4 separate regions of the Homo sapiens genome follow, and regions 2, 3 and 4 are each linked to region 1. The links are chromatin contacts, found by Hi-C or POLR2A ChIA-PET in ENCODE. All regions are on one chromosome and are shown on one strand. The core of a region is the stretch at or near the end of the contact, and the rest is flanking DNA. Distances in the headings are between cores, read along the strand shown. Region 1 has its middle 25 kb from the start of NPTX2. Region 2 overlaps LMTK2 (lemur tyrosine kinase 2). Region 3 overlaps LMTK2 (lemur tyrosine kinase 2). Region 4 overlaps BAIAP2L1 (BAR/IMD domain containing adaptor protein 2 like 1).

Region 1 (3,121 bases), core at 434-2,933:
GCTGGATTCCTGGCCATTGACTGACCTGGGCTGCCCTGGCTCTGAGCTGGTGACCTGGCTCCTGCAAGCTTGTATCCTCACTGGGGTCCTCCTCCTGCCCCTTCTCCACCTGGCACAGCAGGGCTGGGCACCAGGTCTCTTTGCCTGGTCCAGGAAATGTGCCTCCATTGGGGCCTGCGGTCCCACTTCTGGGTCTGGTCTCTTTCCTGCATTTCCTTCTCCAACCCTGAGGCATTCTAGGTTCTGGGGTTGTGTACTGTAGAATAACTGTGTCATCTCCCATACGCTGAGTATATGCTGCATGCTGGGCCCTGGGGGAGTCCCTTCCTTGCCATGATAGCCAAACTCACAGCAGGAACTGGGGGCCAGAGATGGCCCCAGCCATCTCTGCCACCTGGTATTCACAGCCTCTCATATATTGTAATAAGGTTAGTCTGTGTGACCAGTACAAGACAGTAGAAGTGAGGGCATGTCTTCAAAGGCTAGGTCATAAACCACATTACGCTTTCTCAGATTGCTCACCCTGGGAAGCCAGCTGCCCTGTCATGAGCAGCCCTTTGTGTTTTTTTTTTTTTTTTTTTTTTTTTAGAGACAGGGTCTTTCTCTGCAGCCCAGGCTGGAGTGCAGTGGTGCAATCATGGCTCACTGCAGCCTCAACCTCTGGGCTCAAGCGATCCTCCTACTTCAGCCTCCTGAATAGCTGGGACCATAGGTGCTCCACCATGCCTAGATAATTTTTTACTTTTTGTAGAGATGGGGTCTCCCTGTGTTGCCCAGGCTGGTCTGGACCTCCTAAGCTCAAGCGATCCTCTCACCTCAGCCTCCTAAAGTGTTGGGATTACAGGCGTGAGCTACCACGCACTGCCGTGAGCAACCCTTTGGAGAGGCCCACGTTGTGAGGAACTGAGGCCTCCTGCCAACAGCCATGCGCAGAAGCCATCATGGAAAGGGCTCCTCCCACCCAGTCCAGTCTTCAGGACTGCAGCCCTGGCCAACTATTTTTTTTTTTTTTTTTTTTGAAGTGGAGTCTCACTCTGTCACTCAGCCTGGAGTGCAGTGGCACAATCTTGGCTCACCGCATCCTCTGCCTCCCAGGTTCAAGCAATTCTCATGCCTCAGCCTCCCGGGTATCTGGGACTACAGGCATGCCCCACCATGCCTAGTTTATTTTTGTATTTTTTTTTTTTTTTTTAGAGATGGGTTTTCACCATGTTGGCCAGGCTGGTCTCAAACTCCTGACCTCAAATGATCCACCTGCCTCGGTCTCCCAAAGTGCTGGGATTACAGGCATGAGCCAATGCTCCTGGTCCTGGCCAACATTTTGATTGTGACTTTATGAAAGACCCCTGAGCCAGAACTACCCAGCAAGGCCACTCCTGGACTCCTGACCCACAGAAACAGTGAGATATTAAACATTTGTTGTCTTCAGCTGGTAAGTTTTGGAGTCATTCGTTACGTAGCAACCAATAGCTAATACAGTCAGCTCCTTCAGTCCTCAGGAGAAGTCTCTGCTGTGTAAGACTATTGTTCTCCCTGGTCCAAGCAGAAAACAGCAGCTCACAATCACCCAAAGAGGAAGTTGTGCAGAGAAATGCAAACTTGAGGGTTTGCATCTGTTGGAGCTGGTGCCACATCAGACCTCTGGGCTTTCCATCCGTCGGCAACCATACCGCCCTACTCAGCAAGCGTGACCTAAGCTTGGAAGGCTTAACTCCTCAAAATAAGCCCACAAGGGTTCATCGCCCTGATTTCACAGATGAGCAAACACGTCAGACCACCACGACTCACTCAGGGTCGCACAGCTGGTGAGGAGGGGCGCCCTGCGGGAATTCAGTCACCTGGGTTTATTGGAGGCTGGTGCCCTGCTGTGCAGGAGTGGCACCTCTTCAGGGCAGGGAGGAATGCTGAGGTGTCTGCCCAAGGCTGGTCTTTGTGGTCTCAGGCTGTCCCCCAACTCCAGGGCTGCTGGGCCTGGTGAAAACCTGAAGATTCCCCTTCCACTTCCCCAAACCCTCAGCTGGCACAGAGCCTACAGCCTGGGGTGATGAGATGTGGTCACCTGCAGGACCGGGGTTTTAAGAAGCAGCTGTTTCCTGTGGTCTTGACTTTTAAAGAGGTTTCAAGTCCAACTTGGACCCTCAGCTCTGGGGATGCCTGTAACCATGGCAGCGGCTCACAACAGCAACAACAAATATTTGCTGAAAGAGAAAGAGCAGGGAGGGAGGGAGACAGCGAGGGAAGCAGGAGCATGGCTCACCCCTGGGCACCTGCAGATGGCTGGGGGGCTATCCCTAGGTTCCCAGGGGGCACTCAGATGCCTCCAGTAACAACTTTTCTACTATCCTGTGCCTGGGTGGAGAGTTTGTCTGTGGGGGTGTTGGGAGGTCCCATGCCCCGTCTTAAGCACTGTTTCCCCCAGGTCTCTGCATAAAATATGTCCCCAGGACATCATGTCCAGGACCAGACCTCAGGTGGGCCTCCCTTGACCTAATTATTCATGTGAACTTAGACAAGTCCTTTCTTTTACCAGAGCCTCAGTTTCCTCATCTGCGAAAGGGGAATAGCAAACTGGCCTGTGTTTTCAGAGGTGTGTGGCTAAAGTGAATTCCAGGCCAGGCACAGTGGCTCACAGCTGTAATCTCAGCGCACTGGGAGGCTGAGGCCGGAGGATCGCTTGAGGCTAGGAGTTTGAAGCAAGCCTGGGCAGCAAAGTGAGACACTGTCTCTATAAAAAATAAAAATAAATAATTTTTTTTTAAGAGGGAGTCTCACTCTGTCACCAAGGCTGGAGTGCAGTGGTGCAATCTTGACTCACTGCAACCTTCACCTCCTGGGTTCCAGTGATCCTCCTGCCTCCGCCTCCTGAGTAGCTGGGATTACAGGTGTGCACCACCAAGCCTGACTAATTTTTGTATTTTTAATAGAGATGGGGTTTCACCATGCTGGCCAGGCTGGTCTTGAACTCCTGGCCTCAGGTGATCCACTTGTCTCGGCCTCCTAGAGTGCTGGGATTACAGGTGTGAGCCACAGTGTCTGGCCAAAATAAATAAAAATTTAAAAACTGAAATGAATTCCAGCCGTCACCATCTAGAGCATCCTGTTGAAGGATTGTTGTAAAGAT
Region 2 (3,121 bases), core at 172-2,671, 510 kb after region 1:
GAAAAAAAAAAACTTCCATAAAATGAGGAAATCAAACATAGGCTGGAAGGTGAGATGGGTTTGCAGAAACCACAGAGAGGAAGTAAATTCTAGACTTGAGGAACCACAAATAAAATCCCTATACCGCCGTGGTCAAACTAGAAACCAGTCCCTGACACAGTTCCTGACTGCAGCTGTTAGAACCTGATAAAGAAAGGCAGCTTTAACATGCAGCCTACAGCACTGAGAAGGGCATACGTCGAGCCAGTCATCTACCAAACAACATCAAGAACAGGCATCACCATACATTTAGGCAGCTTTTCCCATCACAAATTGAGAGCAAGCACCACATGAGGTCTGGCGGAATACGTATGCTTTCCCCAAGACACTGATTAAAAAACACCCGGCATGTCTACAGCACATTCTGTGAGTTTTCATTTAATAGTTTTCAAAGCATTTTAATAGCTACCTAGAACTTGATTCAATAAGCAGAAAACTTGAGAAACTCTAAGAGGTAGGTACATATTATCTGTTTTAGAGACAGGTAATTTGGAGAATGCAATTTCTCAGTAATGACTCAAGGTAAGCCAGGAATACCACCTATTAATTCAACCATTATAACTCCAGCCCAATTATCTGATTCACGATCTCTAGAACCTCAGATGAAACTGGACCCATATGTAATTAACTAAAGAGTTGTCTGTGAAGCCATTTTGGGATTCAATTAAAAAAAAAATTAAAGGCCACAGATAAAAAGAAATGATGATCAATATTTAGATCCATTAGGGATTACAAAATGCTGGATATCCTAATGTTGTCATTCCTTGTTCAGTCACTAGTGGATATGCTTTTATAAAGAGAAATTTCCTCACATTTACTATTTGGTTACCCAGTGGTTCAAGTCATAAGGAAAAGGCAGACTAGATACTTCAATCTTTCTCTTTGCCAGTTTTTAAAAAATGAGTTGGTGGTTGGGTGCGGTGGCTCACGCCTGTAATCTCAGCACTTTGGGAGGCCAAGGTCGGGGGACCGCAAGGTCAGGAGATTGAGACCATCCTGACCAACATGGTGAAATCCCGTCTCTACTAAAATACAAAAAATTAGCCAGGCGTGGTGCCGCGCGCCTGTGGTCCCAGCTACTCGGGAGGCTGAGGCAGGGGAATTGCTTGAACCCAGGAGGCAGAGGTTGCAGTGAGCCAAAATTGCGCCACTGCACTCCAGCCTGGGCGACAGAGTGAGACTCCGTCTCAAAAAAAAAAAAGTTGGTTCACTAGCATCCTCTGGCAGTGACCAGTTCAGAGAGCTGCTGTCACTGTTTTGTGGTATCATCATGAGCTAATGGATTTAAAGCACCCACAGGCTTCCATCCGTTGTGGTTGTTCTGATTGACACTCCCATTGTCCTGTCTTTGGCAAGCAGGGCCTCTAAAGCGGTTTGCTCCCAAGCCCTCCCACAGGGTCCCGGCAGGCCTGGGTGGAGTTCTTGTTCCCTGGGTTGTTCCAGGCTCATCTTTTATAGTTTCTGTTTCAAACCTCCTATCAATCATTTCCCCAAAGAGCCCTGGTTTCTTTTAAAGTGAACTGCTAATGTAAAGACCTCGGTTCAGGAAGTAGAGCTGCTTATTCACTGCTGGTGTCACAACTACCTTAGAAAACAATGTATCACAGTTTTGTAACATTGAACTTTGGTACCCCTGTGGTCTAAGCAGCTGCTCTCTTCGGGTAATAGGGATCAGGAAACTGTGGCCACTGGGTGAAATCCTGCCCACAGTTTTTGTTTTGGTATGGCCTGAAAGCTAAGAATAATTAAGAATTCACGTTTTTAAATCGTATTTTTAATCCAAAATAACATTTTATGACACATGAAATTTATATCAATAGCTGATAACACAGAAAGACAGACATTATCTCCTGACAGAAAAACACATCACCACCTATGCAACAGTACTGCCCAAAACAAGCAAACAAAAACAATATCAAACCTGAATCTAATCAACCACCTAGATCCAAATGTCAATGTATAGGAAACATTATGAATAGCGAGACATGTGAAATACCACCACAAGAATGTAATCAGCAAAACACAGGCTGTGAAAAACACTTGGGGAGAAAAGCCTAGGAAAATGTAAAAAAGAAAGAGATGAAGAGAGGGAGAGTGGCAAACATTAAAAGACTTAAACGACCTACCCACCAATTCCAACATATGGATGTTATTTGAATCATGATTCAACCTATTTTAAAAACTATGACATTTCAGGCTATTGGAAATCTGAACACTAACTGACCATATTAAGAAAATGTAATTCATTTCTCCTTGGAGTGATAATGGTCATGTGCTTGTTTTTAAATGTAGTCCTTATCTTTTGGAGATAGTGACCTACTTAATGATGTCTGGAATTTGCTTCCAAACAGCACGAGGGCGTGGAGAAAGTGGACGGGGGCAGCATGAAGAAAGATGGGCTGCAGCTAATTCAGGCTGGGTGGAAGCTGTGTGGGAATTCATTACAGTATCTATGTCTTGCATGCTTGAAGCTTTCATTTATTAAATGAATTTAAAAGTTTAAATGGAAGAAAGCAGATATCATAATTTATAATCCATATTCTTGCCTACTCTTGATATGGCCATTAACGTGCTAGGGCTGTCATAATCAAGTATCACAAACTGGGTGACTCAAATAACCAAAATTTATTCTCTAGTTTTGGAAGCTCCAAGTCCAAGATCAAGGTGGCAGCAGGATGGGCTCCTTCTGAGGGCTGTGGTGGCAGGGTTTGTTCTAGGCCTCTCCTTGCTTCTGGCAGCTGGCTGCCTTTTCCCTAAGTCTCTTCCCATCATCTCCCCTCTACGTGTGTCTGTGTCCAAATTTCCTCTTCCTATATATAAGGACAGCAGTCACACTGGATTAGGCCCACCCTCATGACCGCATTTTCACTTGATCATCCCCGTAAAGACCCTCTCTCCAAATAAGGTCCCATTCTGAGGCACTGGGGTTAGGGTTTCCACGTATGAATTTAGGGGGAACACCATCCAACCCATCTCTAGGACAGATGCTTAAATGAAAACAAGGAAAAACAAAGAAGAGCCAAAGACCAGTAGGTGCACATATAACAGCAGCTACCTGCAAGGACAGAAACAGAGTGGCTGG
Region 3 (3,121 bases), core at 178-2,677, 440 kb after region 1:
GGGGCATGGCCCCGAGAGCACACTCAGGATGCTGGCAGTTTTATTTATTTATTTTAGAGGCAGGGTCTTGCTCTGTCACCCATGCTGGAGGGCAGTGGCACAATCATAGGTCACTGTAGCCTTGAACTCCTGGGCTCAAGCATTCCTCCCACCTCAGCCTCCTGAGTAGCTGAAGTGCAGGTGCACACCACCACATCCAGCTAATTTTTTAGTTTTTATTTTTTTTAGAGATGGGGTCTCACTATGTTGCCCAGGCTGGTCTCACACTCCCAGGCTCAACTGATCCTCCCACCTCAGCCTCCTGAGTAGCTGGGATTACAGGCAGGAGTCACTGCACCCAGCTGATGATGGGAGTTTTATAAAAACAAGTTTGTAATCTACTCAGCAAATGTGAAGAAGACATGAGATTATCAGGCCTGCAAAACCACCATCTCCCAGCTGCAGCGCCCCACCCCCGACCCTGCACTCCCAATCCCCAGCACGCAGCGCCTCTCACCGCCCTGCTCGATGTCCGAGTCGGTCAGGTGTGTGAGGGAAAAGCTGGCAATGTTGGCGGGAGAGATGGAGAACCGGGAGTAAGGCGCCGAGTGCGGCCAGCTCTGCTCCGTGCTCCGGGCCGGTGGCGGCGGAGAAAAGTACTTGGATGTTTGGAGAGAAGGCTTGGAGCTGAGCAGGTTACTTGTTGTCTTTGACATAAAAGGATCTGGGGAGAAGTCATCATCCCACTCAAAGCCACCACCTAGAAATAAAAAATAAAACCCCACCCTTTTTATCACTGCGTGATGAGGGAGAGGGGGAGCCTCTGGGCAGGTGCGCCCTGCAGGTCGGAAGACACAGCCCGGCCCGGCTGGCAGATGGCAGTTCTGTGCCCATGTCAGGGGGCGTCATTAAAGCAACATGGGAAGTTACCCTCAAAAAACCTTTACATTACTCAATTTTTCAGTTTCCTTTAAAACTAGACAATGACGTGAAATACCTTCTTCGTCGGTGGAGCTTTCGGAGTTGATGCACCTGCTCAGGTAGGGAGAGCCTGAGGCTGGGGCTGGGCCGCTCAGGTCCGGGCCGCACGCCTCTCCTCCACAGGGCCCCAGCTCTTTGGTTGGGGTCTCCTGAAAAGTCAAACAGAAACTCCTGTCAGCAAAGGCCTGCTCACGGGAACCCCCCGTGTGACCGCTTCCCCACTGGCAGGCGCATCAGACTCATCGACTGAGAAGTAAGCGTCTCAAGACAAGGGCGGCTCCAGGCCTGGGAGGACGGACAGACACTAGGCCCTGTCTCTCCCTCTGCCTGCAGCTCTGACCTCGGCAGAGGCATGAAGCAGCCCTCTGAGGCTGCAGAGAAGCGCAGAGCAGCAGGCAGGCGGGCACGAGCGGCAGTGCTCAAGGTGCCACCCACCAGCAACAAGTGTGTCGGCTTCTCCTCCACAATCCCCCGCCTGGACTCAGGTCAGCCCGGAATCCAAAGTGGGCACTGCCCTGGACACAGTGCTCCAGGAGAAGCCCTTGGTTCTGGCTTCGGAGCAGGAAGGGGGTCTTCTGATGCTCAGAAAGAGAAGGGGGAATTCCAGCTTTCTTCTTTTCTCTGTTCTCTTGCTCTCCAGTCTCAAGCAATCCTGGGGCAACAGCTGCCTATAATCCTGAGGGCCATGAAGCCTCCTCTCCACTGGAGGACTGTGATCACGAGCGGGAGGGGACCCTCGCTGAGTTTTTTTCCCTTCTGTCCTCCCACTGCTTGGCTCCAGATGCGCGTGCGATTGCAGGAAGTATGGCACATCGTGTAACTAAAGCCTCAACTTTCTAGCTAGGGGACCAGAAAGCAGAGGCCCAAAGAACTGCAAGTATCAGGGACATCACAGAAGAGGGAGGAGCTCAAAAAGGTGACCCGATGAAGTTGCTGGGGGGCTCCTGGGCTGTGTGTGGTAGATCTGACTCTGAACACACCCAAGCTTTGAAAATGAACCTCAGGGGAGACCGGGGTGGGGTGCGGGGCACACACGTGGGGCAGGTTCAAACAGCACAGCGAAGGCTTTGAAAGGGGAACTGGGAGCTGACACTGAAACCACAACCCACAGAAGGCTGCTTGGAGCTTGTGGCCTGCACCCACCGGGTCAAGGCCTGCTAAGGTAAAAGTATCAACATGATTCACAGCATTTACACATGGCACAGACTGCCTAACATGATAGGAGGATCCAAAAGCTAAAATTACTTCACATACAAAAACCAGGAACACCTCAATTTACCTGGGAAAAGACAATCAACAGGTGCCAGTGTCACCGTACCACAGATGTTGGAATTATCTGAAAAAGGACTATTATAAAAATGCTCCTACAACTAAGGGGAAACACTCTTACCATGAACAGAAATAGGGAAAATCTTAGCAAAGGAACAGATGATAAGAAGAATGACAAAAAGCAAAACTCAGAAAAGAAAAGTATAATAACCAAAATCTAGCAATTCAATGGATGGGCTCAACAGCATAATGGAGATGACGAAGGAAATCATCAGGGACCTTGAAGACAGAGCAACAGAAATCACCCAATCCAAACAAGAGCAAGAAAAAAAAAACCTGGAGGAAGAAAGGACCAGAGCCTCAGAACCTATGAGAGAATACACAGGGTCTAACCCTGGAGTCCCAGGAAGAGAGGAGACAGGGCGTGGGGCAGAAAAAGTACTAGAAGAAAAGAATGCCTGAAAACTTCTTAAATTTGGTGAAAGATACAAAACTACAGATTTAAGTTTAGCAAAACAAAAACGGGATAAATACAAAGAAATTGGGCCAGGTGGGGTGGCTCACAACTGTGATCCCAGCACTTTGGGTGGCTGAAGCAGGAGGATCCCTTGAGGCCAGGAGTTCAAAACCAGCCTGGGCAACACAGTGAGATGCTGTCTCTACAAACAATTTAAAAATTAGCTAGGCGTGGTGGTGCACGCCTGTAGCCCCAGCTACTCAGGAGGCTGAGGAGGGAGGATCACTGGAGCCCAGGAGTTCAAGGGTGCAGTGACCTATGATCGTGCCACTGTACTCCAGCTAGTGACAGAGCAAGACTCTGTCTCAAACAAAACAAAACAAAACAAAACAAAACACACACACGAAGAAATCCACCCTCAGATGCACCATAATC
Region 4 (3,121 bases), core at 317-2,816, 330 kb after region 1:
TGGCAGCAGGCAAAGGAGAGCTTGTGCAGGGAAACTCCCTTTATGAAGCCATCAGATCTTGTGAGACTTATTCACTATCACAAGAATGGCATGGGAAAGACCTGCCCCCATGATTCAATTACCTCCCACCAGGTCCCTCCCCAAACACATAGGAATTACGGGAGCTACAATTCAAGATGAGATTTGGGTGGGGACACAGCCAAAGCATATCACCTATTGTTGGCATTTGGAACTGGGTTTGAACCTGGAACTTTCTGGTTCCAAAGCCCGTGGTGCTTTCCAGTAGGACACGATCATATCTCTGAAGTACAAAGTAATATTTGTGCAAATTGCCCCGTGGGAATGTCAAGCCCTTGGGCAACTTCTCTCTGCACACGAGTCAGGGACCTCAAGGAGAACGATGGTATCTACTTAGGTCAGGTTACAGCATTCTTTCCTCTCATGTATTTACTCTATTATTCAAATAAAGCAGGTGTAAAGATGGCAGAAGATAAACGTCAGGCTGCACGCTATCTGATGCTCATGTCATGCTTATATAATTATTATTATTATTATTTTTTTTTTTTTAGTATGTGGAGACCGTTACTTCTCGTCAGAGTGAAATCCAGAAATTCATTGCAGATGGTTGCAAAGAGGCTCTGCTTGAAGAGAAGAGGCGCTTCTGCTTTCTGGTTGATAAGCACTGTGGCTTTGCAAACCACATACATTATTATCACTTACAGGTGGGTGTGGTGGCAAATTGCCTTGAGCGTATTAATAACTTTATTTCATATTTAAATGCCCCAGAAGGCTGGGCCGTGGCCCACGCCTGTAATCCCAGCACTTTGGGAGGCTGAGGTGGGCCTGGGCAACATGGCAAAACTCTGTCTCTATAAAAAATAATAAAAAAAAAACTAGCCAGGCATGGTAGCATGTGCCTGTAGTCCCAGCTACTCAGGAGGCTGAGGTGGGAGGATCCCTTCAGCCTGGGAAGTTGAGGCTGCAGTGAGCCATGATTGTGCCACTGCACTCCAACCTGAGCAACAGAGCGGGACCCTGTCTCAATCAGTCCATACGTACAGAGATATACACACATGCACGCCACTCACCTTCCACACATGCCCAATATAAAGCAGTGGGCCATTTTGCCAATGAAAAGATTCCAGAGAAACTGTGTTTGGCCAACTTGAACATATAAACTTATAGAAATACAGCTGAAATGGTCAAACGTCCATGTATAATGTTTAATAAATTAATAATACATCCATATTTAAAGTCCTTCATAAAATAATGCTTCATCATTGAAAAATAGCACATGTTTGCTCTTCTCACCTGCGAGTCAGCTTTCCCCAGGCCCTTTCTGATGTGTCCTCAGCATCAGTGTCTTCACCATGGCTGCTGGTGAGTCCCAGCGGGCCCAGGTCTACCCCACCTGGGCGATTTGAGATGCTCCCTTCATGGGTCCGTGTCCGGGGGTCACGGGCAGCTCTGCCCCAGCCCACGGGCCCCCATTCACGCGCATCAGGACAGCTGGGCTCAGTGATGCGTTCATTCCTCTTGGTGGTATTGGTTCCTGGTTTATTCAACTGAATGACCTCATCACCCTCCTTCCAACACACACAGCTGTGAGGTTCGAACCCCCAGGAATCATGATGCAACACATGTCACATTTCCTTTCCTTTGTTTTAAATTATGAACTCTGTTGGGCCTTTGTAAACATCCAAAACTAGCACTGGTTGAGGTCAGAAATTCATTGTTGTTCATAGTAAAGTTAGAGAGTGTTCCAATATAGGAGAAGCTTTGCAAGAGCTTGAATATAAGTCAGCTTTGTCTTTGTTTTAAAGGAAAAATACTTTGGCCTTGTATGTATGCAAATGTTGTATTTTCTATAAACTTTTTACAACTTTAAGGAATATTCAGGACTGCGCATGGTGGCTCACGCCTGTAATCCCAGCACTTTGGGAGACCAAAGTGGGTGAATCACTTGAGGTCAGGAGTTTGAGACCAGCCTGGCCAACATGGTGAAACCCTGTCTCTACTAAAAATACAAAAATTAATCACATGTGGTGAGCACCTGTAATCCCAGCTACTCAGGAGGCTGAGGCAGGAGAATTGTTTGAACCCAGGAGGCTGAGGTTGCAGTGAGCCCAGATCACACCACTGCACTTCAGCCTGGGCAACAGAGCAAGACTCTGTCTCAAAAAAAAAAAAAAAAAAAAAGGAAGAAAAAGGAGTATTCAGCTCCCTAAATAAGATTTAAAATTAGTACAGCAGGCCAGGCACAGTGGCTCATGCCTATAATCCCAGCCCTTTGGGAGCCCAAGGCAGGAGGATCACTTGAGCCCAGGAGTTCCAGACCAGCCTGGGCAGCATAGCGAGACCCTATCTCTACCAAAAAAAAAAAAAAAAAGTTTTAATTAGCCAGTTGTGGTGATGTGCATCTGTGGCCCCAGCTACTCAGGAGGCTGAGGTGGAAGGATTGTTTGAGCCCAGGAGTTCGAGGTTGCAGTGAGCTGTGATTGTGCCAGTGCACTCCAGCCTGGGTGACAGAGCCAAAATCCTCTCTCAAAAAAGCAGAAGAAAATGGTTACAGCAAAGGAAATAGTTGCTGTATTAGGTGATCACTTTTGTCAACAGCATGTCTGTACTAGTTTCGGGAATGTAGAGTTCACTTTAGAATCTTCTCTTCCCAGAGTGAGGGCATCCTGTGGCACCAGGGTCGCAGGCTGGAGAGGACAGAGGTGACCTTGAGGTTCTCTTCCTGCGTGATATCCCCACCGTGTCATGAGGCAGCCTAGCACCTTTTCAGGGAGCTCCAGTTATCAGCAGAGTCTTTCTTAGACTTAACCATCGGTCCCAGTAATGCTTTCTAGAGTGACGCAGACCAAATCTGCTCGTTTCTATGCTGGAAGTTTCTTCGAGTATCTGAAAACTGGTTTTGTGGCTTCCCTTAATTCAGCTAAAGCGCCTCAGTCCTTTCTGTGGAGTTGGGATGAAGCAGGCCCAAGCAGCTGGTCCACGGTGCTGCAGAGTGTCAGGGTGACAGTTGGGGGTGGGGTGACAGTTGGGGGTGGGGTGGCATTTGGGGACAGGGGTGGTGTGAGGGGGTCTTTGCCCTTCCCCAGGACTGACATCAGCCCCC

Evidence for each region. A loop is a pair of places that touch in the nucleus more often than their neighbours do. ChIA-PET counts read pairs that join two places held with the same protein, here RNA polymerase II (POLR2A). Pooled maps may share reads with other maps.
Region 2: a loop to region 1 is called in a pooled map, with 16 times the contacts of the local background. The contact joins two enhancer-like sites. A Hi-C loop is called at or near these places in 6 of 37 single-sample maps with no recorded cell type and 4 of 50 pooled maps. POLR2A ChIA-PET finds 5 or more read pairs at or near these places in 2 of 52 experiments (GM12878 and common myeloid progenitor, CD34-positive).
Region 3: a pooled map shows a loop between it and region 1 (15-fold over the local background). The contact joins two enhancer-like sites. A Hi-C loop is called at or near these places in 10 of 37 single-sample maps with no recorded cell type and 7 of 50 pooled maps.
Region 4: a pooled map shows a loop between it and region 1 (31-fold over the local background). The contact joins two enhancer-like sites. A Hi-C loop is called at or near these places in 3 of 37 single-sample maps with no recorded cell type and 4 of 50 pooled maps.

What each region holds. Positions count from the first base shown.
Region 1 is chr7:98,640,778-98,643,898 of GRCh38, reverse strand. No RefSeq gene overlaps it. Among named protein-coding and RNA genes, the nearest start is that of NPTX2, 25 kb to the right of the region's middle. RefSeq lists an enhancer at 531-590. Within about 2 kb of position 1,683, at least 2 of the 41 ENCODE cell types and tissues checked have a DNase peak (open chromatin) inside an H3K27ac peak, as active enhancers do.
Region 2 is chr7:98,130,376-98,133,496 of GRCh38, reverse strand. The region is part of intron 1 of LMTK2 (lemur tyrosine kinase 2); the gene reads right to left. Among named protein-coding and RNA genes, the nearest start is that of LMTK2, 25 kb to the right of the region's middle. RefSeq lists enhancers at 1-46, 606-1,106. Within about 2 kb of position 1,421, at least 18 of the 41 ENCODE cell types and tissues checked have a DNase peak (open chromatin) inside an H3K27ac peak, as active enhancers do.
Region 3 is chr7:98,201,562-98,204,682 of GRCh38, reverse strand. LMTK2 (lemur tyrosine kinase 2) reads right to left here. Exons shown (of 14, transcript NM_014916.4): 12 at 977-1,109; 13 at 497-739. Among named protein-coding and RNA genes, the nearest start is that of BHLHA15, 8.3 kb to the left of the region's middle. RefSeq lists an enhancer at 911-1,090. Within about 2 kb of position 1,427, at least 4 of the 41 ENCODE cell types and tissues checked have a DNase peak (open chromatin) inside an H3K27ac peak, as active enhancers do.
Region 4 is chr7:98,313,061-98,316,181 of GRCh38, reverse strand. BAIAP2L1 (BAR/IMD domain containing adaptor protein 2 like 1) reads left to right here. Exons shown (of 14, transcript NM_018842.5): 7 at 570-722. It also overlaps a transcript of BRI3 not described here. Among named protein-coding and RNA genes, the nearest start is that of BRI3, 33 kb to the right of the region's middle. Within about 2 kb of position 1,566, at least 2 of the 41 ENCODE cell types and tissues checked have a DNase peak (open chromatin) inside an H3K27ac peak, as active enhancers do.